Linked DNA regions of Homo sapiens: regions 1, 2 and 3 are each linked to region 4. Evidence: chromatin contacts called from ENCODE Hi-C or POLR2A ChIA-PET data. All regions are on one chromosome and are shown on one strand. Each heading gives the region's core, a stretch centred on a gene start or an enhancer-like site at or near the end of the contact. The rest is flanking DNA. Distances are from core to core; before and after follow the strand shown.

Region 1 (7,417 bases), core at 1,431-3,930, 1.4 Mb after region 4:
GGGCTTATGCTGAGTGGCATTAAGGGTGGACCAGCAGAAGCCGTGGTCAACTCTGTACTGAGTGCTATTCTGAAGCCGAGGCAGTTTCACAATTGAGTATCCTAGTGATCTTTGCTCAGGAAGCAGGGGAAATGAAGTAGAGCTAGGAAAGTTGGTAGGAATGAAAGAAATCATTCAACAGTAGGGAGTTATTACATTGTTTAGCAACTATGGAATGCTCTTAGGAAAATTTTTTTTGTTGACTTTACAGTTGTACTTACTTCTGTTAATGAAGCACAATCTGATTTTTAGCAGGGATGACTTTTATTTACTCAGATGTCGCATAAAAACTTTTGTCTTTTCCTCACAGCTCCATTTTGGTGCTCAGAATTTTCTTGACATCTGTAGGCTGAAAATCCCAAATGCAAAAACCTGAACTACAAAATGTTGCAAAATCCAAAAGCTTTTGAGTGCAGACATAATGACACAGGTGGAAAATTCCACACCTGACCCTGTGTGATGGGTCACAGTCAAAATGCAGCCGAAACTTTGTTTCATGTGCAAAATTATTGAAATATTGTATAAAATTACCTTTAGGCTATGTATATAAGGTGTGTATGAAACATTAATTTAGTGTTTAGACTTGGGTCCTGTCCCCAAGACATCTCATTATGTATATGCAAATGTTCCAAAATCTACAAAAATCTGAAATCAGAAATACTCTGGTCCCAAGCATTTTGAATAAGGGATACTCAACCTGTAGTAGGAATAAAATATACCACCCTCCTCCCCATGTCTGTTGGATGAATAACAACTTTTATTGATGATATACTAAACTTTGTCCTTAAGCTGTTCTCCTACAAAATATGGGACTCCTTTCAGATAGCCAGTCTCAGTACATAGCTGCAAAACTTTGCATGATGTTGTTTAAATTGAGAGGCTATTTTGATGTCATGAGTGAGTATCAGGAAGGCAGACCATCACAAGAATTGGGTCTTTTCTGTGAGCAAGAGACTTAGAGAAGTAAGGGACCTTTCTGAAAAGAAGCACAACTTGCCCATGTTCCTCTTTCCTGAGTGGACCCAACAGGCAGTGGTTAATGTGAGATACGGTGTATAGTTTTGTATTTCCAGCAATGCTGAAATCTGAATAACCAGGAAGCTAAAAATGAAGAAACAAATCATAAATCAAAGAACCTTTGATACTTCTCCTTCCTTCCACTGGTCTTCTTCCTTGGACTCGTCCTGCGTGGAACATATTCCACACAGCAGACACTATGATCCTTTGAAAATCCATGACAAATCAAATCAATCAATCCTCTGACCAACCTTCACCTCCTCTCCTCCCTGACTTCCCAATTCACTTAAAATAAAACCTCAAGTCTTTGCTGGCCCTCATCCCTTCTCTGACATCATCTTATTCTGTCACTGATAGATCAGGCAGATCTGGCTCTGTTGACCTCTTTGCTGTTAGAAGCAAGGAACATGTTCTGGCTTTGGGGCTTTGCATGGATCCATTCCTATTTTTGGAATCCTCTTTCTCAAATAGTGTTTCTCATTCTTGTCACTTAAGTCTCTGCTCACATGCTCCCTCATCCTCTGTGGGATGGCTTCATCCCTCTTCAAACATATATATCCTCATGGGAACACTAGCTTCCCAAAGGCAGGACCCTTGTCTGATTTGACCACTGAGTTGATGAATTTGTAAGAAGCCAAGTCAGGCTTTGAAAGCAGATTCCTAGCATCCATTGAAAGGAGGAATTTTGAGGGTAGATGCTAGATTAGACAAAATTCAACCTTATCTCCCATATATTTTGCGTGTGGTAACAGTGGTGTATGTTCCCTACAATGCCCTGGTAGCATTACAAAGAAAAATTGTTTGGGCTTTTTCAGAACTATCACATTTTAAAAATATTTGTTGTCATTTTCTTTGTTGTTTTTTTTTTTTTTTTTTTTTTTTTTTTTTTTTTTGAGACGGAGTCTTGCTCTGTCACCCAGGCTGGAGTGCAGCGGCATGATCTCGGCCCAATGCAGTCTCTGCCTCCTAGGTTCGAGCGATTCTCCTGCCTCAGCTTCCTGAGTAGCTGGGATTACAGGTGTGTGCCACCATGCCCAGCTAATTTTTGTATTTTTAGTAGAGACGGGGTTTTACCATGTTGGCCAGGCTGGTCTTGAACTCTTAACCTTGTGATCTGCCCTCCTCGGCCTCCCAAAGTGTCAGGATTACAGGCGTGAGCCACCGTGCCTGGCCCATTTTCTTTTTTAAGATGGAATCATGCTCTGCCGCCCAGGCTGGGGTGCAGTGGTGCGATCTTCTCAGGGCTCACTGCAACCTCCATCTCCTGAGTTCAAGCAATTCTCTTGTGTCAGCCTCCTGAGTACAGCACCTGCCACCATGTCATTTTTTTTTTTTTTTTTTTTTAGTAGAGATGAGGTTTTACCATGTAGGCCAGGCTGGTCTCGAACCCCTGACCTCAAGTAACCTGCCTGTCTCGTCCTCCCAAAGTGCTGGGATTACAGGTGTGAGCCACTGTGCCTGGCCACATATTGAACATTTATGTGCTCAAATCCCAGGAGGGTTTCTAATTCCTTGGTTACTTAATAATGTCACAACTAAATGAATGCTTCAGTTATCCAGATTTCTCTAAGCCCAGGTTATGGTAAACAGATTTATTTCTATATTGTGAGTTTGAATTTCTTTTCTAATTATGAGTGACTCCTCTCTCAAAGGACATGCAAATCTTTTTATCCTGCCTCTGCCCCATCACCTGGGTCCACAAAAAAGCATCTGTGTCTACTTCTGAAAATGCAAATTATTTGAATGTGCCAGAGTAAGTAAAAAGGAAGTGGTGCATGCATGGTGTAGTTTGTAAATGTAAGAGTGACTTGAGACAGATGAGATCCTTTATTGAAATTAATAGTTAATGAATTTTCCCAAGAGAAACACCATTTAGTAGAGGTGACAATGGTAGTTACCGAAAACCCTATTTAAATCACGCTTGCCTTAAAAAACTAAAAACCAAAAAACCAAAAAAATCTTGTCTATTTCATCTTGTCTGGTTTGCATTATGTTCATTACCTGATTCTTCTTTCTAAAAGGAGAGATACAGTTCTGAAAATAGTTATTGCCTAAAGGGAGAAAACAAATTCTTTTCCTGGTATTGCAGTTTTGTTATTTGTTTTCCAACAGGTTAAAGGATTTAATTATTCAGATGCTCTAGAACTGTTCTCTGCATATTCTTTTGATCATACGCCCTATCAAGCAGGTACTTTTTGAGCAGACACACCCAATATATAAGTTTACATATTTACTTATAAATTATGTACATGTACTATGGTGCTGATAATATATATACATTATTCAGCATACACTAAAATAGAGATTAAAAGAACACATTAAGTCAGTGTGAATGGAAGTTCCAATATTTTCTTCCTACACTCTGTGGCTATGCTGGACTCTCCCTGGGCCATGCTCACTCAGTTCACTCTGGGGACCCCCTTCACCCCACCCAGCCTAGTCCAGGTCATGGGATTGCAGGACCTGAATAAAAACACACCATTAGTACTCATACTCTGCCTAGGGAGGCTAAGGGAAGAAAAGTTTGCTAAAGGTCCTGAATAAAGCTCATCGAACTCCAAATTCTTCACCTTTAAAGAGAACATGCTACAGTGCACAGCCTGGCACCTGGGGCAGAGTGGTGATCAGGAAGGGGAAATTGATGTTCTCCTCCTATTTCTGCTGCTGTTCTGTTACTGCAGCTGTTAACTGCTAGTTCATAAATCTTTTATCTAAAAATTCACAATTCAGAAACTTTTGCAAATGGAAAGGATTTTGTTTGTAAGAATCCTTACCAGGGTTTGGTAGCAAACTCTGACTTGGACTCTTGTGTAACTATTTCTGTTCTATGTAGTAGTTATATATCCCATTAAGTTTGAATTGTGATATGTTTGATGATGAAATACTGTCTCCAAACCATTTAGGGTATTGTGTAATATATGATACACTCTCTAAATTCTTAAATTTCTGAACTCCAAAAACAAACCTGGCCCAAGGTTGGTTTAACCTCTGTGATGATTATTTCTACTTTGAAGCTTGTTGCCCTTTTGTTCAGGTTATTGCTGTATGATCATTTGGTGAAGGATACTGCTTTTTGATGGACATGATCGCTTGTAAAGGCTTCCCCAGGTCTCTACTGTAGGGAAGAGTGCGCCTGTCCTGATTCAGTCATTTGTAAACTATTGTTATTGTTTGGACAGGAATAGCAGATGGCTTAGTCTCACCCTTGTGCACTGAATGCCCTCCACATCACCATGTAATTGTCCTTTCCAGATCATACATTGGGTAAGGAACCTTCTGATCTCTGCCCTGTTCTTAATCTCCTTCAACCACTTTCTCTTCCCCTTTGGCTGTTCACCAGTGAGGTCATTTGCTTTATCTCTGGAATATATGAAAAGGCTCCACCTGTACCTCTCATGTTGTCTTCTCACTTCTGTTTTCTCTACCCAAGGAACCTTGAGTGCCTTTCCTGGGGATTCTGGCCACGGAAACTTCTCCTGTTCCTCAGGGGCAATAAGGGTATGCGAAAATTCCTCCCCGACTCAGGATCCAGTGGGCTTGCCATGGTGCATTCAGAGGCTCTGCCATCTCTTTAGCATTCCTTTCCAGGCTGCAGTCTACCCCCTGAGTCCAGCCCACTCAACTTTCTTGTTCAGCTTTGGCATCATCTCATGATTGGAGGGTGCAGCCTTCATTGATAGGCTGGCATTCTTTCCAGAGTGACAGTGCCAACTCTCTTCTTCTTTCTGCCCTCTCGTCTTCTCTCATGGGCCACAGAGTGGTTGGGAATACAGGTTGTGGGCAGACAGTAAATGGGGCTTCCAACACCATATTAAGGACTTTGAACTTGTACAAAGTTTATCTGCAGGAGCCATTAAAGGTGATTCCATCTCTACCTTGAAAAGACCGTTGCTCTGGTGGTGTAAATGAGAGATTGTAGAGGAGAGAGGTGAGAGAAGGGGAGTAGAGGTTCAGAGTACACTCTCAGATATCCTTTATTTCACTTCAGTTTCAAAATGTTAATTTGACTGTGTAAACCAAAAATAAAATTCTAAGGCCCTCCAACCATCTGAATGAACCCCTCTTCTCAGCCAACGGCATTCCAACGTTAACCTGAAAAAATGAGTTCAGGCCATGATGGGAGGGGACAGCCAGGCATGCCTCATTATACCCTCCTCCCTTTTGGAATTACTGAAAGAACAGTAATAGAACAGTGATAGTTCTTTAGGTCTGGTAAGAAACATTTACAACCTGTTCTCTCTGAAGCCTGCTACCTGGAAGCTTCATCAGCACGATGAAACCTTGGTGTCCACAACCTTTTATCATGACCGAGACCCTCCTTTCTATTGATGATTCTTTTACCAATTGCCAGTCAGAAAACTTTTAAATCTACCTGTGACCTGGAAGCTCCCCTGCCTCCTCACCACCCACCCCTGCTTCAAGTTGTCCCACCTTTCTGGACCAAACCAATGTGTATCTTTCATGTATTGATTGATGTGTCTCATGTCTCCCTAAAATGTATAAAACCAAGTTGTACCCCCAACCCCCTTGGGCACTTGTCATCAGGACCTTCTGAGGCTGTGTCATAGGTGCATCTTTAACCTTGGCAAAATAAACTTTCTAAATTGATTGAGACCTGTCTGAGACACTTTTTGGGTTCACACTACCACCTGATTGGTAAAACAGTTGGAGTGGATAGCATGTGGATTCTGTGTTAGGCAGCTGTGAGTCTTAGTGACAACTCTACCATCAAAAACCAACCGGTGGCCAGGCAGGCTGTAATGTATAAAGTAGGGGCTTTTATGCCTTTTAGTAATTCTTGCAGGATGCTTCTGAGTATTATATAAATTACGTCTGTAACATGTGACTGAGTACCAGGAATGTAGTACCTGTTCAGTAAAGGTTGGTGTTTAGTTTCCCTCACACCATGAGATATTTGCACTGAGGTCTGAACTTTGAAAACCAGGCATATGTAGTTGATGTTTTTGTATTCCAGATAGTGTCGCTTTTAATTGACACAGGTAGTGTTCATTAGGTCATGTTAATAAAAGAAATAGTTTTTTTCTAACCATGTATTAAGCTATCCAAAACCCCTGCTTGGCTGATGTTTATGCTGATTCAGAATGAATTCATGTCATAATTTAAAACTCGTGAACTGAAGTGTTTTTCATTGTACATTGGATTGAAGATCTCACTTAAAACTGTGTGGTCTGTGTGAGGTTGTATTACTTTATTGGTTAGGAAACTATATTTCAGGACTTTGAAAAACATTAATTTCTTGTATATTGCAATTAATCTAATTAGACAAATATTTAAATATTTTTGGAAAACTAATGTTTTATTTCCTTCCCTTCTAATTATTGTCTTTACACATCACAGCAGTATAATCTACTGTAGTCTTTTATTCAGGGTAACTTATCTTTAAATAATTAAAAAATAAATTTAAAGAGCTTTTAGTTGGTCACCTAAACTATTTTATTGTTTTAAGTACCAATAAATGAAACTTTATAATAGTCTTATTGCACAGTTATTAAATATAACATTTCATGATGCCTTTTAATATGTATAATGTTTGTTAATTGAACTTCATTTGGAAAGTGTTTGAAGATTGTAGTTTTAATTTCTGATGTGTGTGTTTTTCATAGTCCATCTTTTAGCAATTTATAAAGTGAACTATTTCTTTTGGAAGATGACTAAGACATTGCTGAAACTATATTGGCCTAGGTCCATTTTTCAAAATCATGATTTGTAAATTTACTTTGAAATTTAACTTTAATTGTTAAAGCAAATCTAACAGTGATTGCAAGATATAGGAAAGTCATAGCTGCAATGTCTATATTTTCGATTTAGTATACATTTAAAATATTGCTTCTCAAAGCATATTTTAGAGGGTATGTGTTATATTAATGGTGAAATAAATATATAGGGAGTTGGGCATATAACTCTCTATGGAAAAACCTCTATTTCTTTCTTTTTTTTTTTGTGGGGGTGCGTGGAGGAGACAGAGTCTTGCTCTGTTACCTGGGCTGGAGTGCAATGGAGTGATCTCGGCTCACTGCAACCTCAGCCTCCTGGGTTCAAGCAATTCTTGTGCCTCAGCCTCCTGAGTAGCTGGGATTACAGCCACCTACCACAATGGCCATGTAATTTTTATATTTTTAGTAGAGGCAGGGTTTTGCCATGTTGGCCAGGCTGGTCTCGAACTCCTGGCCTCCTGTGATCCACCCATCTCAGCTTCCCAAAGTGCCGGGATTACAGGTGTGTGCCACTGCACCTGGCCTTATTTCTTCTTTGTAGTAGAAAATATACTGCAGGAGTCATTAAAGGTGATTTCATCTCTGCTTTGAACAGATCACTGCTCTGGTGGTATAAATGAGAGATT
Region 2 (7,421 bases), core at 4,129-6,628, 1.9 Mb before region 4:
AGTCGAACAGCTTTGACCTAACAATTTCCTCGTACCCAAGATGATCGCTTTTCCAGACAACTTAATAAACTTTGGCTTTAATGGATGACTGGATGCAGAATAAAATACATAAAAATAAACCTCAGCTGCTCAGCAACGACTGAAAAACCACCACCGGGCAATCCCTCCCCATGGCCACCGAGCAAAGTTCCACCGCCTCCCCTACGCCGACCGCCGGGCTCCCGGGGTCGGACAGCCCCGGGCCACTTCCGGGCCTTCCCGGAAGTCCCTGTCACTTAACAACCGAAGTAACCCGCAATGCGGAAGGGCGAGGGGATTGCGAGTCACCGAGTTTCCCGCGCGGCTTGAGGTACTGGGGAACCGGAATCCCCCACCGGCCCAATCATGTTGCTGCTGGGGTCTCTCCGGTGCCCAGCAGTGGTTGTCAGTAAGCGGGCGGCACTCCCTTCCGATACGTCTTTTCTTTTTTCATTTTTGAGACGGAGTCTCGCTGTGTCACCCAAGCTGGAGTGCAGTGGCGCGATCTCGGCTCAGTACAAACTCCGCCTCCCGGGTTCAAGCGAGTCTCCTGCCTCAGCCTCCTGAGTAGCTGGGATTACAGGCGCGAGCCACTGCGCCCGGCTAATTTTTTTTTGTATTTTTAGTAGAGACGGGGCCTCGCCATGCTGGCCAGGCTGGTCTTGAACTCCTGACCTCAAGTGATCCGCCCGCCTCGGTCTCCCAGAGTGCTGGGATTACAGGCGAGAGACACCGCGCCTGGCCCCCTTCCAACTTTCTTAACGGGAAAGGCTGCTACCATTTCTTGAGCACCTATGTGTCAGGCTCCATCAGGCACGTCACAGTCTAACCTGATAATTACACAACCCATGTCACTGACAAGGAAGCCAGGTTCGGAGGGGTTGAGGCCCGCAACCTGAGGGAGGTGACTCCGGGACACACAATTAGTCCTGCTTTGCTGAAGGAAAGATATGCAGCCCACCAGTCGGAGGCTGGAGAAGGAGCAGCAGCAGCTTAAACCTTAACCCAGAGTTATTTTTATTTTCCAGAACGTGTTAGGAACTAGTACTTAAATAATCTCAAGTCCCTGAGGGGCCAGAGATCCCACCATGCAAAATAGCAAACAGACCCAAGACTTGGGGAGAGGCGGTGAGTGCATCAGAAATGGATGGGTACATCTGATTCCCACCACGCGGGGCTCAGCTTAGTTAGCAGGAGACCTTCAGACTGAGAAAAAATGCAAGTCTTTTTTTGGCCTCTAATATCTGGGAAGGATGGAGGGAGCTCAGGAGACACAGAAAAGATGGCGTATGAATCCTGTCCGGCCTGAACGAGGCTGGAGTTGTGCCTCTGGATAGCTTCAAGCACTGATCAGATTGTCAGCCCCCGCTGCTTGAACAGATGCTTTAGAGCCTCTTCCAGTTGCCGGTTTGTTCCCTGAAGCCCCTTCACCACCTGCGCTGCCCACTCGAAGTATTCCTGGACTCGATGTTCTGACCATCCTGCATAAGAGTCGACAGAAACTTGCTAGCGTGATGTCAAGGAAAGCACTGCCTTTTCCCCACTTCCTGGCAAGCTTGGTTCAAGGCCATGAGTTCCTGATGGAATGAGCTGTCCTGAAAACTTCCCCTTGGCCCAGCTATTGTATTTTTACTGTATGAAAGAAGATCAAAGAGTGGTCCAGTAGGATTAATTTGGGAATTAAGAATGCCCAGGGTTTTTCAGGGGAACTGACCAACATGTGTCTTCAGAAGGCGGCATCCCCCTCCCTTTTCCCTTACAGCCCATACGAAAGCGTACCCTCTGGGGTGCAGCGATTCAGGTCCCTCAGATTGTACAGCTTGTCTGCCAGCTTCACCAGTTTGGCCCCGGGGCTACTGTGGGGCGCTTGCTCCACCTGCAGCCTCTTTCTCTCCAGCTTGGGCAGAGTCTTGTCATCTGTTACCTCCTCCACCAGGCGCCGCACTTGTGCCCCAAAGTGTAGCTCCACCTCATCCAGGGTGGTGTCTGTGTCCTCCACCGTGTCATGGAGCAGGGCCGCCTGGGGACAAGTTCCCACTCAGCCCTGAGATGTCAGCCAAGGGTTGCCCATTGCTGAATGGGGCCCCTAATCCCCATCCCAGGCTCCTGGCAGAGAAGGGGGAAAGTTACCTGTAACACCACAATGTCAGTGATTCCCGCCTCGTGGGTCAGGATCCGTGCCACACCTGACGGGGAGGGGCAAAGCAGGAAGTCAGGTCGGAGGTAGTCCCAAGGCGGTGTGTTGTGGGTTTTGGAGAGCCAGATGTGGCCCCTTGTGGACTCTGACTAGCTGGGTGACCTTGGTCAAGTACCTTACCCTCTGGGAGCCAACCGACAAAGGGAACGATCATGCCTACCGTTCCAATTGTTATGAGGCTTAAACGGTATATCGCACTAAGCTTGGGACAAAACAGGTGCTCAATGAGGTGCACGCCCCCCACGTTTCCTTCCCAGTCCCCACCACCCAGGTGCCGCAGCCGGCGCTCCGCGGCCGACGCGCCCACCGATGGGGTGGTTGATGTAGGGGGTCCCCTCGGGGTCCTTCCGCCGCTGCTGCCGGTGCTTGCGAGCCGCGAAGTCGGCAGCCTCCAGCAGCTGCGCCGCCTCAGAGCCCATCGCGCGGATGGGGCCGACGACTGCGGCCGCAGGGGCAGGGACGGAACGTTTACAGCGCCCCCTGGCGCCGGGGAGGCCCGGGGATCGTGGAGGCTAATTCAGCGGGCCGAGTTGGGCCTGCCCCAGATGAATTCCTCTGGAGCTGACCGGCCCGCGCAGAGAGCAAGTGATGTGGACAGCTGCCTTCAGCATCGCAGCCCCCAGCTCAGTGTGCTCTGTTGGGGGTGCAAGAAGAACATAAGCCTGGCTCTTTGGGAGCCCACAGTCTGTGGAAAAGAGGAAGACAGACAAGAAATAAGGCAGTGGCCTCACAGTGCTCTGAATCCAGGGTGGCCAAGGCTCAGGGGACTATGGGAGCGGGAAGAAAGAACAATCCCCACACCCTCAGAGTCAGAGACAGCTTCTCCCAGAAGCTCCCCCCAAGAACCATCTTCAACCTGTAAAAGCTCTGAAAATTCTCCAAGTGTTCTAAAAATAGTTCTCCCTGTAGGGATGGGCCAGGTTCTGTGGGCAGGGGAGTCTACCTTTGGACCCTCCAGGAGACCCTAGGGCCTGACCTGAAAAATCAGAGCCTTCCCTGGGAGCCCTGCCTAATTGCTTCAGACTTAGGCTCCCAGGTAGCTGTGACGTTTCTGCAGGAACTGCCTTTGTTTGTCCTCAGTGTTGCAGATGAAATTTGCCTTGTCTTCTTATGCTATGAGAGCTCCTATTTCAGTCTCTAGGCATCTTCTGTGGGCCCCTGGGGTGATGAGTGTTGTCACTGCTGTCCTGGGAGCATGATGTTGTCAGGCCTGGGTAGGCACTGGAATAACACTTAATTCTGCTGGCTGGTGGCCTTCTGGAGAAATTCCCTGCCTTAGGGGCAGCTGAGGGGTAAGAGAGACCTGGTGATCCCCATAGAACTTCTCTGTGAGAGGGGGTTCCCTATTAGCTAAGTATACTCTAATCAGACATGTAGCTTTTGTGTTCTGGCTGGTAGCTGGGGCAGATAAGGCTCAGGGGAAAGGCTAATGAAAGGAGTCACCCTTGGTTTTCAGCTAGTCTTGGTGGTTGCCACGTAGCAGAGGTTAGGGAGGGAAGCCCCACATGCTGGAACTGAGGTCTCTGGGACCTGAAATAGGAGGGTCAGAATTCCCAGAGCTTCCATGGCAGCCTGGAAGTTGGAGAATGGGTAGAAACATATTTGGCTGTAAATGCTTGTTTGTTCTTCATACTAATGGCTCAGCTGCTCTCTCATCCCTCATTCTGTCCTCTAGTCCTTTGAGCCTTCTCTCCTTCAGCAGTTTGGCAATGCAGGCCCCACGTTTTCCAACAGGAGACAGAAACCCAGTCCCTGTCATCTCTCTCTAAAAGCCTGTGATAGAGAAGCTTCAGGCTCGTATTAATGGTGCCCAAGGGCCTTGGGGCTTTGACTTTTATTTCCTTATTGTCTGCAGTCACGGCCTAGAAAGAGAGATGTTGGGGTTCCCAGGACCAGGACAGAGGTGGTAGTGAACTCTCATGGGCATCCAGAGAAGGTCAGGCCCCTTGCTGACAGGCCTATCTGTGGGGCTACTGCTGCTCTTCAGCTGGGTGACCCTTGTCCAGCCAACCTCTCTCTCAGGTACAGCACTTACCCCTGTGGCCCACCTGCCTCTGGTGCTATGGGCTATTCCTGGGAACTGGAACTGATGGGGATGGGTGGAAGGGCATCTTTTCTTCTGGTAGGGGCTGATCTCTTTTACTCTCCAGTAGGGGTGGAGTGAGCTGTGGAAAGGCCCCTCCTGCTTGTCTCTAGCACCCCCACCTCTCTCTTCAGCTCTGGTCCACCACCCTCACTTGTGCCAGACCACCCGGGATGTCCATGGCCGTCACTACCCTGGTTTCTTTTGCCCTCGTCTGTCTGATTCTCCAGAGGAAGCCTACTGCTGCCACCTGCAGGCTGCAGGGGGCTCCTGCTGCACCCGGGCTGAATTTGAGGCCCTGTACCAAGTCAATCTGTCCGCTCTTCCGCCCCCGCCCATCCTCAGGTGAGATCTCCAACCCCAGAGCCACTGGAACATCGACAGGGTGTTCCAGTATCTGGGGCTCTGTTCCTAAATTATGGGGTGGTAGGCTTGTAACTTACAGACTAGTGAAGGGACAGACCGCAACAGAAAATCATGTAGATCATGATTACAATTACAAAGGAGAAGTTCAGGGGGCTGTGCAAGCTGGTAATGGGGAGCCATCCTGAATCTGCCCATGGGTGGCTCTAGGATGAGCTCCTAAATTCGTATGCAAATGTGTGTATGTAAGACGACACTTATTTGGGGAGGGAGTCCTGAGCTTTCTCCGGACTCCCAGGGATTCTGTACCCCCCACAGAGCGCAGCAGCGAGAGCGCGGTCGGGGCCGGGATCCAGATACTTTTTCTCTCCCGCAGGGGCCCAGGCCCGCTCCTAGTGCTGGGCCTCTACAACCTACTGGTTGTGACCCTGATGACCGTAGACCTCGTGCACTTCTGCTGCGGTCGGGGCCGGAGTCTGGGCTGGAGCCACCGCAGGCCTCCCTCTGGGTCCTCCGCCGCGAGCTCCCTGCAGGTCTCTGCGGGGACAGCTTAGGTGCGCCCGGAGCTTGCCTGCACCTGCGATCCAGAGCCAAGCGCCCCGCCCCTGCCCGGGCGCGCTCCCTCCTTAGCCCTGCCCCTCTCTGACCCCACCTCCGACGCAAGAGTGGGGCGGGGCAGCTGCCGGTGGCGTCCCGAACCCAGACTCGCCCCGCCCCAGAGACTGCGCCTGCGCGGGCACGAGACAACCTCTCCGCGATGACTGTGAGTGGTCCAGGGACCCCCGAGCCCCGGCCGGCCACCCCCGGGGTGCGTACCCAACCCCCGCGCCATCACCCCTTCGCACCCGCCCTGACCATCCCTGGCCTCCTTCTCCCCATCCATGAGGCTCGCCCCGATCCCTCCTCTCCTCTCCCCTTAGCTCCCGGGCTCTGCCCCGAACCCCCTCCGACGTTTCCGCCCCCTTTCTCTCTACAGGCCAGCTCAGTGGAGCAGCTGCGGAAGGAGGGCAATGAGCTGTTCAAATGTGGAGACTACGGGGGCGCCCTGGCGGCCTACACTCAGGCCCTGGGTCTGGACGCGACGCCCCAGGACCAGGCCGTTCTGCACCGGAACCGGGCCGCCTGCCACCTCAAGCTGGTGAGGGAGCCTGGCGCTCTTCCCCTCGCCCGCCCGGGCCCCGGTTCGCCCATCTAAGCTGATGCTTGGGCCCCAGCTGGACATTCACGCTCCCAGGCCATCCCCGCTTGCCAGATGTTTTTTGCACCTCAGGGTGGTGGGGGATCGGGTGACCTTGGAGAGCGAGAGTACCCCTGCTGCCTGGTTAGTGCCCCGAGAGGGAGATGACCATTCCTTCAGGCTCCTGTCTTTCTCTTACAGGAAGATTACGACAAAGCAGAAACAGAGGCATCCAAAGGTAGGGGAATGGTGGGCCCTGGTGTGGAGCTGTAGGGCTTCTGTGGTGGGCAAGGACTCTGGGACCGCTGCACCGTCACATTCTCCTCCTTTGGCCCCAGAGACACATCTGCCTTCTTTCTTTCCCACTGCCTCGGGCCTTTCCTTTTCTGCAGCTACCCTCACCTTTTCTGAGGCTGAAGCACCGAGCCCCACATTCGTCCCCCCCACCTTCTTCTGGCCTTTCCTCGAGATCTTTCCCTACTGCTCTTGCCTGGAGACAGTGGCCTCATGGGTGCTGACAGCGCTCCTGTTTGTGCTCAGCCATTGAAAAGGATGGTGGGGATGTCAAAGCACTCTACCGGCGGAGCCAAGCCCTAGAGAAGCTGGGCCGCCTGGACCAGGCTGTCCTTGACCTGCAGAGATGTGTGAGCTTGGAGCCCAAGAACAAAGTTTTCCAGGAGGCCTTGCGGAACATCGGGGGCCAGATTCAGGAGAAGGTATGTGAGTGACCCAGAGAGGTGGAAGCATTGACTGGTGGTGAAGGGGTCTGGGCCAGGGGTGTAGACACAGTTCTCCAGACGAGATCCCGGTGGCAAGTGAACCTTGCCTGTGGCCAGGGAAAAGCAAATTAAGATGACAGCACATTACTGTTGATTTGGAGGTCTGTCTGGCAGATATTTAAAAGTTTGTACACTTTTCGAGAAGGAGAGAGGCAGACACATCAGTGGTGAGGCTGGGGGCCAAGGGCTCTCTGATGACTGCTGGAGGGGTATAAATTGGTACAGCTCTTTTCGAGAGTACTTTAGCATATCTATTCAATTTCAAATGAGCGTATCTTGTGATCCCATATGTTTACTTCTTGCTGTTTCTCTCAGAGAAACCTTGTCCACGTGCACAAGTAGACATGTGTATGTTTATTTCAGCCTTTTTTGTAGTAAGAAAAACTTGGAACTTGCCTGAATGCCCAGCCATAGAGGAATGGCTGAATAAATGGGTAATGTCCTTACTACAGACTCTTATATAGTTACTGAGAATAGGTAGATACACACATATTGAAATGGGAAGCTCTGGGACACTTGTTGAATGAACAAAGCAAAATAGGCAGGGCATGGTGGTTCATGCCTGTAATCCCAGTGCTTTTGGAGGCCAAGATGGGATGATCACTGGAGGCCAGGAGTTTGAGACCAGCCTGGGCAACATAGTGAGACCCTGTTGCTACCAAAACCTAAAAAGTTAGCTGGGTGTGGTGGCACACCCTTGTAGTCCCAGCTACCTGTGAGGCTGAGGCAGGAGAGTCCTTTGAGCCCTGGATTTTGCAGTTACAGTGAGCTATGATCGTGCCACTGCACTCCAGCCTGGCTGAC
Region 3 (7,058 bases), core at 2,785-5,284, 1.5 Mb after region 4:
ATGACTCTTGGCACCATATAAAGTTTTTTAAAAAGCTACTTATTAGATCCCCTTTCGTCATTTCAGATTGGCAAATATATAGCTTGCAATTATAGGTGCAGGCAAGGATGTTGCACAATGGGAACTCATTAACTGCATCAGGAATATAAATTAATATACCTACTTTGGAGAATAGTTTGGCAATACCTAGCTAGTCAAGTTTAAAATATATGCGACCTACAAACCAATAATTCTACTCTGAGGTATGGTGTTTCTCAATGGGACCTTATTGGTAATTTGGACAGGATAAGTCTCTCTTGTGGAATATTTTGTATATCCCTAATTTGCACACACTATGAGTTATGTTCCCTACCATGGCCATTTTAACAACCAAATATTCTTCACCCATTACTAATCACTTCTAACTGGAAGTTTATACTTGGCTGAAAAACAGAGAGAGAAACTGACGTGTACATCAGAAGACAAGTCTAAGTATCTTCTTTAAATCCTTTTGTAGTGGTATAATAGAGTTAAGCATCTTAAGTAACCATCTGTGGAACATTAATCAATATATTATAGATCTTTCCATAATGCAATCCTATACAACTCTTAAAATGGCTTTAATGAAGCTACATTTATCATTGTGGGTAAAATTCGTGAAGGTAATGCTGATTGAAAAGCATGTAGTCATGTACGACTTATGTAAAGTTTATTAAAAATATGTTTATATATCCCTAAATAATATATAATAGAATATGTGGATGAAATAAATTCAGTTTTAGGACAGTGGTTTCGTCTGCTAGGGAATGGTGGGAAAGTCTTCACAGAGATGTTCATAGGCAGTGTGATTGCACAGAAGTGCATATGAGAATGCATAGCCAGTGCTAAGAATCTTTGGAGCTTATTGGCCCAGGGATCTGAAAATGATTATGGGCTGAGGTATATGAAAAATAGCAGGGTTAGAACACTAAAAGGCCTTTACAACTATTTAGGATAAAAAAGTTTTTAAAAAGATTAGGTAAGATCTCAGTTAAGGCAGGTAGTATAGTGTTGAAGCCCACTTTGTATTTTTGTTGAAATTTTAAAATTTTGATTAATATTTCAGGGTTCAGGTCTCTAAGACCACTCTCAGCTTTGGTAATTCTCTAGGAGGACTCAACCTTTCCTCCTACAGCTATGATTTACCACAGGAATAGCAGGGAAAAAATAATAGTGGCAAAGAGAAAAGTGGATGAGAAAATCTGGAAGAACCCAGGCATAAACTTCCAAGAGTTCTCTCTCTGTGGAGTCACACAGGACATGTTTAATTCCTGCATCAGTGAGTTTGACAACATGTGTGAAATGTTTTCCACCAGGGAAGTTCCTTAGGGAGCTTTTTATTGGGAGCTGGTCACAAAGGCACCTCTACCTAACATGTGCTCAAATTCTAGACTCTCAGAAGGAAGGCAGATAATTAGTATAAACCAAGTTGTTTGCATACAGTTTGTGCATAGTGACCCACTCTTATCACTTAGCGTGGTGGGGAATCTCCCAAAATCCAAGTTACTGATGCCAGGTAAGGGCCAACCTTGCAGGCAGACCTTTAAAAACATAGCAACCTCAGACTAGCTAATTATGCTTTGCTTCACAATTTATTTTTTTTTGTTGAATGGTACATTAACTTCGTTAGGGTTCACTTAAAAGTCACTTACACATTTTATTGAATTCATTCTGGTCATTTCAGGGCAAGATAGTAACTGTAAATATCTCATCAGAGATTGGAATTAAAGTGGATGTGTAAGTGTCTGAATGTTTCCGAAACCCTAGCTCCTTCCTCCCTTTCCTTTTCTCCAAACTTCTCCAAGCACACTATATGAATTTGGAATGACTGAAAAAGAGGTAAGCAGTTCTAGGGTCTTTTCAAATGACTGAGATTTCTAGGGGTCATACCCTGTCCCACTTCTAGTCATTAACCAGAGAAGATAGGATCTTACTTCTCTATTAATGCATTATGTTTCCTTCCAAGAACATGGATGGTGGGGCTGAAAATTTCATCCGGTTCTTTTAGTTGATCTTAATTTTGAAGGGGTTTCTGTCCACGTGGTATAATTTTAAATAGTATGTCTAGTATATGAAATGATTCTCCACCTGTAATTAGATTACACATTTAGTAAAAAGTTGAAATGGTAGATAGGGAATCTGTGTTTTGGAAGAAAAGAGCCAAATTTATCTTAAAAGCAGGGAAATGGTTTGTTTATCCTCTGGAAATGATCTAGAGAGAGCTTTTTATGAAGGATAATCTCCTTTAGAAAAGAGGAGAGATTTGTTTTTGCCGCAAGCATAATTAAATGCACCAAGGTATATAAATTCTTTTCCCAGTTCTATTAAAGTGCAGAATAATCTGTCTATATAATTACATTTGCCTTTATCTTTATCATAAGGTAGGCATACACCATCAGATTTTTTACTATTATTGACCCTATTTTTGTTATTCTTTTTCCCTCATGTTAAAATGACGTGATATGAAATTTCCTTTCGACTGGTAAGAAAAACAAATCTTGATGGTTAATTAAAAAAATATCCAGTAATGACACATTCTGACTAGTGACTGCTTGCTAGTCTGTTATTTGGATTGATACTAGATTGTGAAAGCCAGACCTTTTTGTCCCATTTATATTAAAAAAGAAGTTTGAGAAACAATCCGAGTCAGTGTTACTGAATAGCTCTAAAATGCTCTGTAAAATTATGCTGTTCCATTCTGAGAACCTCTTTCCTACCTTGCGGTTCTTATTCAGGTAACATTGCAGTATGAGCTCAATCAGAGATTTGGGGGCTGGTATTAAAAAGGTTTGTTTTCTTTTTCTGCTTGGCCAGTTGCTAGAGGCCAGCTGGGGAGGATGTCTGGCTTAAAACCATAATAAATGAAGCTTCCATTAGGCTCCTCGGCTTGGGGCCATTTCCTGTAAAGACCTTGCTCTGCCGTTAGTGGTTTGGAGAGGGAAAATGCATATTTTTGTTCAATAAATGAAAGCTGAAGATTACCAGGTAGGGTAGCATAGGTATCATGTTTTGTGAAGAGATCCTGCTCTTCAAGGGTCACATTTTAGCTTATAGCCTTTTGAGTGTTTATGACAATAACCTATGAACTTGAGTCATGGTAGAAAATGGAACAAATATGTTTATTTTTAAATATCCTTCGAGAGGAAGCAAACAATATAATATTCAGATAGTTGAATTTGTCTCAGCAGCCTTTCCAAACCTGACTCTTAGATTTATTATTTCTTTAAGTTTTGCTTTGTCTGGAAAATACATTGTTCATTGGAGAAGTAACATTTTCAGGCACAAAAGAGACCAAGCGTACATTACGTACTTTAAGAGCACTTTTTTTTTTTCTGGACACATCTTTTTATGTTTATATGTTTGTAATTCTTTATACATGGTTGTTTATTTTGTTGTTTTATTCTGTATTTTATGCTGTTGTTGCTTATTCTGGAAAATATATTGTTCTGGGAAATACGCTGTTTATTGGAGAAGTGACATTTTCAGGTACAAAAGAGTCCAGGGGTGTATTAGCTTTATACACCTTAAGGATCCTTATTTTCTCTGGGCATATCTTTTTGTGTTTATATGTTTATAATTTTCTGCACGTGGTTGTGTACTACTCACATACTTGGAGAAACTATGGTCAGCGTGCTTTGCAAAACTTAAATGAGTTCCGGTTCTGAATAAGTTAGAATAAAAACACTTCAACGTTTCTCTTCCACTGAACACAAATATGAAATATATGGTAAAGCTAGTTGAAGTCTCAGAAAAGTAAAGCTACAGCTTCGACAAACAGGAAAGCCATTCTCCTCATTCATCAGATTGGCTCCTGCAGTTTCCCAGTGCCAACTGCTGACTGTCTCTATCCATAGATCCCCTGGAGCTGGGTCATGACAAAACTGGACCAATTATCCAGCGTGAATTTAATGCAGTCCCAGATCCAGATGTTAGCAGTGGATCTCAGAAGGAAAGAGAAAGAGATGACCTCTAGCTGTGGCCCAAGGAGAAAAGGGAAGTCCTGAAGCTAAGAGGGAGGGGGAAATCCCCTACCTTGTGTGCCTCCTTTATCTCACTTTTGTCATGCCCCGGCTCCCCAACAGTCTTGTGGTGGAGGCAGTGGCAGCAAAAGCAGCTGGTGGTAGGAAACTGCAGAAGCAAAAATAATGGGTTAGGGAGGGGCATATGCTTTCTATTCGGTAAAATAGAGCTATTTGGTAGCTCTTAGTGGTGCCAATTGGGTTTTTTAATTTGTTTTGTTTTTTAAATCTCTCTGTGTCTTCCCCACAACCCTGGTATGATCATAGATGTAGGTTGTTCCCGATTGTTGAATGAAAAAGGGTGAGTTCTAGGATGCCAGAAAGTATCACAGGAGACAGCTGAGAAGGAAGGGCTTGGGAAATGATCAAATACATTGTGGACTCATGGACTCATCCATAGCCTGAACATACATGGATCTGATCCTTATTAGCGTACCAATGACTTTGAGAATGGAGTTAATGGGTGGAACTCCACTCAAGTCCCAGACTGACCTTACGTCCTATACAAGCAGGGCATATCTAAATGAACCTGCATAGCTATTGAAAACTAAACTGATAATTGGAACCATAGCCAACAGAAGGTGGGCTGCAATTTATGGCTAGAAGCTAACCAGATCAAGTGCTTCCTAAAACAATGATATCAGCATCTTTGTAGACTTAAATAAAGCAGAGAGTTTTATAACATTCAAAATGTCCAAGGTATAATTTATATTGGTTTATGAAGAAATGTAAAAATGTTAACTCACATGGGAAAAGGCAATTAACAGATGAAAATGAAAATATGACTTTAAAGGAGCTATTGTAGAATGCTCAAATGAATAATCATGAGTCTTGAAATAAAAGATAGAAACTATAAGCGAGGAAAGATGTGAAGTGGCACCAATGGAAACCAGAACTGAAAAATACAATAGCTGCCTGCCCCACCCATTCTCCACCCATAAAAAACAAACCTCACTATATGGATTCAATAGCAGACTGGGGATGACAGAGGAAAGAGTCAGTAAAACTGAAGATAAATCAATAAAGGTTATCCAATCTGAAGAAAGAAGAAGATTGAAAAATAATAGAGTCTCCGGGATTATAGAACAATCACAAAAGGCTAATATTTGTATCACTGGAGTGCCAGAAGGAAAGGAGAAAGTGAGTAAGCCTCAACAAGTATTCAAAGAAATGATGGCTGAAACATTGATAGATTCAAGAAGCTAAGCTAACCCCAAATAGGATGAATCCAAATAAACACACACCCAGGCACATCATAAACTGCTAAAAACTTAAAAAAATATTGAAGTCAGTCAGAGCAATGATAACTGATATATGGAAGAACAATGATTCAAATGGCTGAGATTTCTCATCAGAAATCATGGAGGCCAGGAGAAAATGGCACATCCGTTTTTCAAGTGTTGAAAGAAAAGTATAGAATTCAATATCTAGCTAAAATATCCTTCAGAAATGAAGGTGAAAAATATATTCTCAGATTGGGAAAAACTAAGAGAATTTGGAGGCAGCAGACCTGACACAAAATAACAAGAAGGCCTTCTTAAACAGATGAGAAATGGTACAAGAAGGAAATATGGAATATCAAAATCAAGGAAATGCAAGTGAAAAATACAATAGCCTTTCTATTTTAATTGAATAGACTATCTTAAAATTTAATAGACCATTTATTTTCTCTTGAAATTAAGTATGGCTTATGGTTGAAATCAAAAGTTAAACATGGTCTGATACAAATTTTCACTGTATTTAGATGTAATATATAAGACAACTTATGTATTATTATATTATGGGAGAAGAGACCTATACGCTGGTATGGTAGACAGGATAATCTCCCTTCCCTAACCCCAGATACCCACATCCTTATCCCAGGATCCTGTGAATATGTTACATTATGTGGCACAAAGGACTTGTAGATGGGATCTAACAGACTTTAAGATAGAATAACCTTTGTTTTCCTGGTGGGCCCAATCAAGTAACATGAGCCCTTAAAAGTGGAAGAGGAAAACAAAATAGTGGGATGCATCAATGAGAGAGACTTAACTCACTGTTTCTGGCTTTGAAGATGGAGAAAGGGGTCAGGGAATGTGGGCGGCCTCTAAAAGCTAAGATCAGTCCTTAGCTGACTGATCAGCTAAACATGGCTGTTGATGAAAATTTTAAAAAATGGAATTTTGCTAAGGCTGAGAAAGATAAAGAAATGGATTCTCAACTAGAGCCTCCAAAAAAAAAAAATGCATTCTTGTCAGCGCTTTGATTTCAGCCTGACAAGACCCATCTCAGACTTTCTCAGAACTGAAAAGTAATAAATTTATCTTTTTAAGCCACTAATTTTTTCATTATTTGTTATGGGAGCAATACAAAACAAATGCAGGTGATCTGGTTTCTCTGTTCCAATTGAAGTGGTAAAATATTAATTCTAAATAAAATGTGGAAAGTTAACTATACATACCGTAACCCCTAGAATAATCACTGAAAGTTTATACAGAGATATAGTCAAAATCATAACTGATAAATTAAAATGGAACACTATAACCTCAACAAATGAAGAAGGGCGGGAACAGAAAAAATGAAAAACAGAACAAGAAGGAAATGATAAAATGGCAGACCTAAATCCAGACCTATCAAGTACTATGTTAAATATAAATGGTCTAAACAAACCAACTAAAAGCTAGAGATTGTCAGACTGGATTTAAAAAAATGTCCTAGCTATGGGCTTTCCATAAGAAACTCACTTCAAATATATTGTTATTGTAAGCTGAAAAGCAGAAAGGATGGAGGGAAATAAAACCCACACAAACACAAACCAAAAGTAAATTAGCATGGCTATGTTAAAATCAAACAAGATAGGCTTCAGAGCTAGAAAATCATCAGGGTTAAAGACAGACATTACATATTGATTGAAGGGTTAGTTCGGGAAGAAGCTATAACAATCATAAATGTGTGTGCAATAACAGAGCTTCAAAATACAGAAGCAAAAACTGATGTAACTGAAAGGAGAAGTAGAGAAATTCACAACTATAGTTGAAA
Region 4 (7,621 bases), core at 4,494-6,993:
AGGCTGGAGTGTACAATCTCAGATCACTACAGCCTCCACTTCCCAGGGTTCAAGCAATTCTCCTGCCTCAGCCTCCATAGTAACTAGGACTACAGGTGCGTGCCACCACGCCTGGCTAATTTTTCTATTTTTTGGTAGAGACAGGGTTTCACCATGTTGGTCAGGCTGGTCTCAAACTCCTGACCTCAAGTGATCTGCCCACCTCGGCCTCCCAAAGTGCTGGGATTACAGGTGTGAGCCACCAACCCTGGCCTCCCCCTATATTTTTAACCCTGTTTTCTCATGGGCACATTCCAACAGGGTTAGGGCTCTAGGCCTATGTATCACTACTAGTCTCCCCCAAATTTCTCTTCCTCCCCCATATCAAATAGCCCTAAAGCCTTGCTCCTGGTTCTTCCAAGGCCCTGTGGAACTGTGTTTGAGAACTGGGACTTGGGCCGGGCGCAGAGGGTCAAGCCTGTAATCCCAGCACTTTGGGAGGTTGAGGCGGGCGGATCACGAGGCCAGGAGATCGAGACCATCCTGGCTAACATGGTGAAACCCCATCTATACTAAAACTATACAGAATTAGCCAGGAGTGGTGGCACATGCCTGTAGTCCCACCTACTCAGGAGACTGAAGCAGGAGAATCGCTTGAATCCGGGAGGTGGAAGTTGCAGTGAGCTGAGATCACGCCTCTGCACTCCAGCCTGGGCGACAGAGTGAGACTCCGTCTCAAAAAAAAAAAAAAAAAAAAAGAACTGGGACTTGGGAGTCAGAGGGAGGCAGAGTTGGAGTCCAGTTCTGTCCTTTCCAAACTGTGTAACATTGAGCAGTTAATATTTCTGAGCTTCAGTTTCCTACTTGTAAATTGCAAATATTTCTTTATTTGTTCCAAGAATTGGATAAATGCTGGACAGTATGTAGTACTTAGTAAAATGCCTGGCACAAATAATAAATTCTCAATAGACGGTGGTAATTATCAATCCTGCTTCCTTAATCCACTTTCTGCCCGCTGTCAATGCCTCCTTCTCCTTTGGCCAATTGCCTCCTAATTAGTCTCCACCATGCCCGGCTAATTTTTGTATTTTAAGTAGAGACGGGGTTTCGCCATGTTGGCCAGGCTGGTCTTGAACTCCTGACCTCAGGTGATCCGCCCACCTCGACCTCCCAAAGTGCTAGGATTACAGGCGTGAGCCACTGCGCCCAGCCTATATGCACTGATTTCTAAAATACATTGTTAAATGGGAAAAAATAGGCCGAGTGTGGGGGCTCATGCCTGTAATCCCAGCAGTTTGGGAGGCCAAGGCGGGAGGATCACCTGAGGTCAGGAGCTCGAAACCACCCTGACCAACATGGAGAAACCTGTCACTACTAAAAATACAAAATTAGCCGGGCATGGTGGCACATGCCTGTAATCCCAGCTACTCAGGAGGCTGAGGCAAGACAATCGCTTGAACCCGGGAGGCAGAGGTTGCAGTGAGCCGACACTGTGCCATTGCACTCCAGCCTGGGCAACAAGAGCGAAACTCCATCTCAAAGAAAAAAAAAAGGAGGTATGAAAAACTGAATACAAAATGCATCTATTTGTGTAAAAAAAAGAGAAAGGAGTGATATTTATTTTCATTTTATTTATTTATTTATTTAATTTTGGGACAGAGTCTCGCTCTGTCTCCCAGGCTGGAGTGCAGTGGCGTGATCTTTGCTCACTGCAAGCTCCGCCTCCCAGGTTCACGCCATTCTCCTGCTCAGCCTCCTGAGTAGCTGGGACTACAGGCACCCACCGCCATGCCCAGCTAATTTTTTTGTACTTTTAGTAGAGATGGGGTTTCACCATGTTAGCTAGGATGGTCTCGATCTCCTGACCTCGTGATCTGGCAGCCTCGGCCTCCCATAGTGCTAGGATTACAGGCGTGAGCCACCACGCCTGGCCAGAGTGATATTTATATTAATGGGAAGGATGCCTCTGATGGGCAGTCAAGGGTCTGGGTGAGGAAAGATTTTCTTTTCACTGTATACTGTTTTGTATTGTTGGGAAAATGTCTAACGATTTGCATAAATATTAAATTTTTTAATTAAAAAAAAAATCTAGCATCTCTTCCTTTGGGAAGCCCTGACTGGCCCTCTCTGTTCCTTCCAGGAGTTTCTCCTTCTTTCATACTCCCAGACTTTTCACGGTGTTTACTTGTTATATTACAGCACTTATCCCATGTGTGGAAGGTTTCCCTGGGAAACCTAGACTATCTAGAAGGTAAGATTGATACCGTATTCATTTTTATGTTCCTAGGATCCATTGCAAAGTGATACACGTGCACATACACATTTTTTTAAGTCAGTTTTAATCTCTTTACATTTTTTAAGAGTTAATGGATGGATGGCCAGGCGCGGTGGCTCATGCCTATAATCCCAGCACTTTGGGAGGCCGAGGTGGGCGGATCACCTGAGGTCGGGAGTTTGAGACCAGCCTGACCAAGATGGAGAAACCCCATCTCTACTAAAAATACAAAATTAGCCGGGCGTGGTGGCACATGCCTGTGATCCCAGCTACTAGGGAGGCTGAGGCAGGAGAATCGCTTGACTCTGGGAGGCAGAGGTTGCAGTGAGCTGAGATCGCGCCATTGCACTCCAGCCTGGGCAACAACAGCGAAACTCCGTCTCAAAAAAAAAAAAAAGAGTTAATGGAAAAAGTCTCCCATCACTGATCTCTTTCACCATCACCCTTATCCTAGTCTGCTTGTGCACAGGAGACTTTGAGCTCTATAGACTCACTTTTACAATGTCACCCCAGCCTATATTATCAGACATCTCCAGCAAACCTTCCTCCGGTGGCTCCTGCTATAGCTGACTTTTCACTATGTTTTTGTAATTTGTTGCTTTTGTCTTGTTTTGTTTTTTAAATATCCACAACGTCCTCACCCACTTCTAGCCTTTATTCATGCCGTTCTCTTTACTGAGGTCCTTCCCAACTCTGCCAGCTTAGACTCCTTTGAGACCAGCTCATCGAAGTCACTTCCTCTTTGAAGTTTCTCTGTCCCCCGCCCCTGCCATCAATCTTAGATAAGCTTAACTTGATGTTTCTGCTCTCTCTCTAATCAAACTATGTGATCACTTGTCATTTATGGCAATTATCATTTTACATGTTAGTCCTCCAGACAAAAATAAGAACCCTTCAGAGACAGGGATTTTTTCTTTGTTTATCTTACTTTTCCCAAAATTTATGCCTGGCACGCAGCAGGCACTCAATAAATAATTGTTGCATGAATGGATGAATGAACAAGTTAATAGTAAGTGCTCATAATATTTGGATGGGCTGCACTTGGAGGCCATCCCTGAAGTTACTTATTAGGGGCAACACACCTGTATGCTGTGTTTGTCACATTCGCATCTTGGCTGGGCACCTTGAACTGGAGGCTTTCTGGTGTTGTTTGCCATTCTGATGAAGGTGTAGAAACCTAATTACATATGCCCTCTGTAAGTGTGTAGACCCTTAAACTAGGATTGCTAGATTTAGTAAATAAAAGTCCAAGTTGCCCAGTTAAATTTGAATCACAAACCACAAACTATCTTTTTAAATGTATGTCCCAAATATTACTTACACTAAAAAAATTATTCAGTTTATCAAAAATTCAAATTTGACTGATGTATTTTATCTGGCGGCCTTACCTCAAAGGCCAAATTTCCAAACCCTGCCTTCTTGCACTCAGATCCTGTTCTTAGATAATTTTATGAACTATGCAATTTTATCATCTTTATTAGATAGCCAGTCCTCCAACTCTCCTTGCTTTTTTACATACATTTAAACACTTTGCTTTCTTCAAAATTATTTTATTATATTTTAAACATCAGAGTTTAGCCACTTAACAGAATTGTATTTGAGAGGGCAAATGCCCCTGTATCTTTCCGCTGGCATTCTCTGTATATTTTCTTGAAGTCTCTATTCTGCAGTACGTCTTAGTTAAAGGAAGATTATCTCCAGGTATGGCGATGGGGCTGCTGTAGGCCATTAGAAACCCTGCAGAGCTGTCTGGGCTGTAAAATGCCACTTCCCTGCAGAGGAAAGGTGGGAGTGACACTACCCAACCCGGTCTCTGCGCCGACCTAGCTTGGCAGCCATTACATATTATTATACATTAGGCTTTCCACGACTTTTGCAAAAGTTAGAGCCACCAGGTGATCTGAAAGAAGGCATTTTCAGATTTCAGTTTCTTAGTACTGGTAAATGAGCATCAAAACCAAAAATGTGGGCACCAACTGCAGCTGCACATATTTTTGTTTTACAGTCACAGTTCCTATCACATTAAATCGCGTTCCCTTGAAGCTTCAAAGTGGATGACAGTTCTACACTACAACCTTTTCATTGCACGTAATTAATTTTCCCTGTGATAAGTCGCCATCCCTTCAACATCCAAACTTGAAAATTACCGGCTAACACTGTCCCTAGGTGTCTAAACTCATGCAAAACATTTGTTTAGTACTCAAATATCACAGCTCCGCATTCTGAAAAACATGAAACGTCCGTCAGAAATTACTAAGAAGTGGTGACTGGAATTTCGGAGCATTTACGTTAGGGAAAAAAGGGATATGTTAAAAGGGGGTTGGGGTGGAGGTGCAATAAATGTGGCTGAATATGGCTGAGAAGCATGGGGAAAATGGCTCAATCCGGGAACGAAAAATCAATTTGCCAAGGCCATGATAAGACTGGAACATCTCTGTCCTCTATATTTCATGAGAAGCCATCCTGATGGCCACAGTCATGCCTGCCATCAGAGCAGGGTTCAGGAGGAGTGGACGGGTATGCCTGACAGCAGATTACAGCAAACAGACATCTACCACCGAGCAAACCATCAGAGAAGGCACCCAGCGAAGGGCTGTATCTTTCATCTTTGGAAATGGACTGAAGAGATATTTAATGTGTCAAGAGCTCTACTTCCGGGAGACCAATATTTCTTTTTTATTCAGTTATTTCAAGGAGGGCTCCCAGTAAATTTTGCTTGGTAAGGAGATTAATTTCAGAGCCATGGACTCCCGTAGGATATATCCTGGATGTTTACGTTGCAAAAACCCGGGGCATTGTTATTTATTTCTTCTGTCAGAAAAGCAAGACAGCAATAAACTACCGCTTAACTTGTAAATCACAGAAGTGACTAACCTGAACGAAAGTAATTTGAGGACAAAGGAAGAGGGATTACTTATTCTACTGTTAAGAACTGATCTACAAAGAGATGATACGTTTTCTGATCATGCTTAGCTTCTCAAATAAGTTAATTCTTTTTTCTGGTCATTCCTGGTAAGCTATAATTTGTCCATCCATTTGTCAAAAATGAGTTATCGTTGCTTCAGGACCCATTCATTTTTTAAACCTGTTACACAGTCAGTGTGACTTTGTGAAGTTGTTTCTTTTGTTCCGTTCCCGTGTTGAGTAGCTCTCTTTTGCCCGAGTCAATATTTTAGGGTTTATTTTAGTTTGGTTTGGTTTGGGGTTTTTTCTTTTTTTTTTCCCTTAATTTGAGGAAGCCTATTCTCCGACACTATTTGCCCAGTTAGAGACTACTGCTACCCTGGGAACTGTCTTCGACCTGAATTTTATTTCCTCTAGGAAGACAGGATGGAAACCCCATTTCACGTTTTGGCTTCCCAGGAGCCGCAACCCAGGCCGACCAGCGCACAGGTTTCAGGCAGGAAATGTCAGGGCGCCTTTAAGAGGAATCTGCGGTAATTTTCCACCGCCCCGCCGACGCGGCGGGATGCTGGGCGCGGCAAAATGCGGCTGCGCGGCAGGGCGCGCGCCTCCGTTGCCAGGATACCGCCTCCTCCACCCCCGGCGCCCAGGGCCCTTTTGTTTCCAAGATGGCCTCCGAATCCTGTTTTAGTGCGCCAGGAACAAAGCCAGTTGCACACTGTTGAGCTTAGCGGAAAGCAAGAGTTATATGGCTGGCTTTCAGCCTGTTCAATGTCAATATTTATTTACTGTTACAACCTTACAAAAATCCGTTCAGTTATGTTGTCTGGATGAGAAAAATCAAGGGAGTGCCACCAGGTGTGTAAGCCATGGTCTCAGCCTTTCTGTGGCAGGGCTTTTGCATTCGTTGTTGCTTTTGATAAGAATTCTGGCTTTTCTTGTTAAACTAGCTCAGGAAGAAGTCTGGGCGATGACGGTTAACTATAGAACCATATAATTACGTGTAGTTCAGTTTGGGTAATGATGCCCCGGGCCATGTCCACTCCCCTTTTAAAAATACTTGTTGATTTTTCTTTTTTTTGTTTGTTTTTTGAGACAGAGTCTCGCTGTGTCGCCCAGGCTGGAGTGCAGTGGCCCGATCTGGGCTTACTGCAACCTCCGCCTCCCGGGTTCAAGGGATTCTCCTGACTCAGCCTCCCAAGTAGCTGGGATTATAGGCCCCCGCCACCATACCTGGCTAATTTTTTTGTATGTTTACCAGAGACAGGGTTTCACCATGTCGGCCAGGCTGGTCTCCAACTCCTGACCTCAGGCGATCCGCCTGCCTCGGTCTCCCAAAGTGCTGGGATTACAGGCGTGAGCCACCGCGCCCGGCCCTATTTTTCTTTTTCTTGAAATATTAGTTTACGGCCGGGCCCAGCTACTCGGGAGGCTGAGACAGAAGAATCGCTTGAGCCCGGGAGGCTGAGGTTGCAGTGAGCCGAGATCGCGCCATTGCACTCCAGCCTGGGCAACAAGAGCCAGACTCTGTCTCGGGGGAAAAAAAAAAAAAAAAACTTACACCTAGATCTGATCTTATGGCACCACTATAATTATTATTAGATTATAAATTCCTTGGGGATAGGAACTTTGTTTCTTATCCATCTTTGTATCCCGAAAGTGGCTCTGCCTGTAACAAACCTTCAAATAAAGTTGCTAAGTAATACTAATTCACATCAAAAAGATACTAATTAACATTTATTCTGCCGAGCACTGCCATTAAGATAGGTACCTCCATTTTATTCCCCATTTTACAGATAGAGAAACTAAGGCTCTGGAAGGTTAAGTAATTGCCTGAGGTGCCACAGCTAGTCGTGTATGGTGGAATCCGCATCCAAACCCAAGCAGTCTGATAAGAGCCTGCCCTAAGGCAGCCATTGTGCTATATACTGCCTCTGTAAATATAATACTACTGGGAGTACATGATGTCTTCTAAGTGCAGCACTTGCAGAGTGTGAAAGCCTCTTTCCCTGAAGTACACCTCTCTTTGTTGCGAACTGACTTCTCACATTTGAATCAGGTATTAGTCATCCAGCCATTTAGATGCTTCCCTCTGAGCTGAAAGCCCCAACCCTAGCCAACCTTGGTGGCAGGGATTGGGGAAGTATAATTTAAAATTTTCTGCCAACCTATAAAGGAAAAACAAAAACCCAAAAAACAAAACAACAACAACAAAAAAACCTACCCACAAAAGCAGAAGAAAAAACAGTTCTATGATAGAATAAGCATTAAGTTCAAATGTGGTGTGCATCACAGGTCATTAGCTAGAGATTGCAAAGGACAGAAAGAAATTTCACCCTTTTACATACCTAAGCAGATATACCCCGTTACCATACATGTTTTCAAGATTAAATAGTAACCAGTCTCCAAGTAAGAGGACTTGGCAGCACCACTTGTCACAGCTAGTTCATGCAAAATGCACAC

Evidence for each region. A loop is a pair of places that touch in the nucleus more often than their neighbours do. ChIA-PET counts read pairs that join two places held with the same protein, here RNA polymerase II (POLR2A). Pooled maps may share reads with other maps.
Region 1: a loop to region 4 is called in a pooled map, with 3 times the contacts of the local background. The contact joins two enhancer-like sites. A Hi-C loop is called at or near these places in 6 of 37 single-sample maps with no recorded cell type and 3 of 50 pooled maps.
Region 2: a map with no recorded cell type shows a loop between it and region 4 (6-fold over the local background). The contact joins the promoter of UNC45A here to the enhancer-like site in region 4. A Hi-C loop is called at or near these places in 3 of 37 single-sample maps with no recorded cell type and 9 of 50 pooled maps. POLR2A ChIA-PET finds 5 or more read pairs at or near these places in 3 of 52 experiments (PC-9, activated CD4-positive, alpha-beta T cell and activated CD8-positive, alpha-beta memory T cell).
Region 3: a loop to region 4 is called in a map with no recorded cell type, with 3 times the contacts of the local background. The contact joins two enhancer-like sites. A Hi-C loop is called at or near these places in 1 of 37 single-sample maps with no recorded cell type and 1 of 50 pooled maps. POLR2A ChIA-PET finds 5 or more read pairs at or near these places in 2 of 52 experiments (both activated T-cell).

Annotation. Positions count from the first base shown.
Region 1 is chr15:94,255,656-94,263,072 of GRCh38, forward strand. All of the region lies in intron 1 of MCTP2 (multiple C2 and transmembrane domain containing 2), which reads left to right. Among named protein-coding and RNA genes, the nearest start is that of MCTP2, 28 kb to the left of the region's middle. Within about 2 kb of position 2,681, at least 2 of the 41 ENCODE cell types and tissues checked have a DNase peak (open chromatin) inside an H3K27ac peak, as active enhancers do.
Region 2 is chr15:90,929,907-90,937,327 of GRCh38, forward strand. It overlaps UNC45A (unc-45 myosin chaperone A), which reads left to right and starts at 5,379. Exons shown (of 20, transcript NM_018671.5): 1 at 5,379-5,469; 2 at 5,638-5,799; 3 at 6,040-6,076; 4 at 6,379-6,554. The coding sequence starts at 5,419. HDDC3 (HD domain containing 3) reads right to left here and starts at 2,643. Exons shown (of 4, transcript NM_001286451.2): 1 at 2,523-2,643; 2 at 2,149-2,204; 3 at 1,798-2,038; 4 at 62-1,499. The coding sequence starts at 2,634. The coding sequence ends at 1,369. RefSeq lists enhancers at 1-180, 1,811-2,040, 2,791-2,840, 4,465-4,564 and a silencer at 5,195-5,594.
Region 3 is chr15:94,283,902-94,290,959 of GRCh38, forward strand. The region is part of intron 1 of MCTP2 (multiple C2 and transmembrane domain containing 2); the gene reads left to right. Among named protein-coding and RNA genes, the nearest start is that of MCTP2, 56 kb to the left of the region's middle. Within about 2 kb of position 4,035, at least 6 of the 41 ENCODE cell types and tissues checked have a DNase peak (open chromatin) inside an H3K27ac peak, as active enhancers do.
Region 4 is chr15:92,814,733-92,822,353 of GRCh38, forward strand. No RefSeq gene overlaps it. Among named protein-coding and RNA genes, the nearest start is that of CHASERR, 64 kb to the right of the region's middle. RefSeq lists enhancers at 5,502-6,049, 5,547-5,841, 5,663-6,328, 5,692-5,836, a silencer at 5,729-5,788 and a cis regulatory region at 5,757-5,772. Within about 2 kb of position 5,744, at least 41 of the 41 ENCODE cell types and tissues checked have a DNase peak (open chromatin) inside an H3K27ac peak, as active enhancers do; they include PC-9, where a contact is called at or near this core.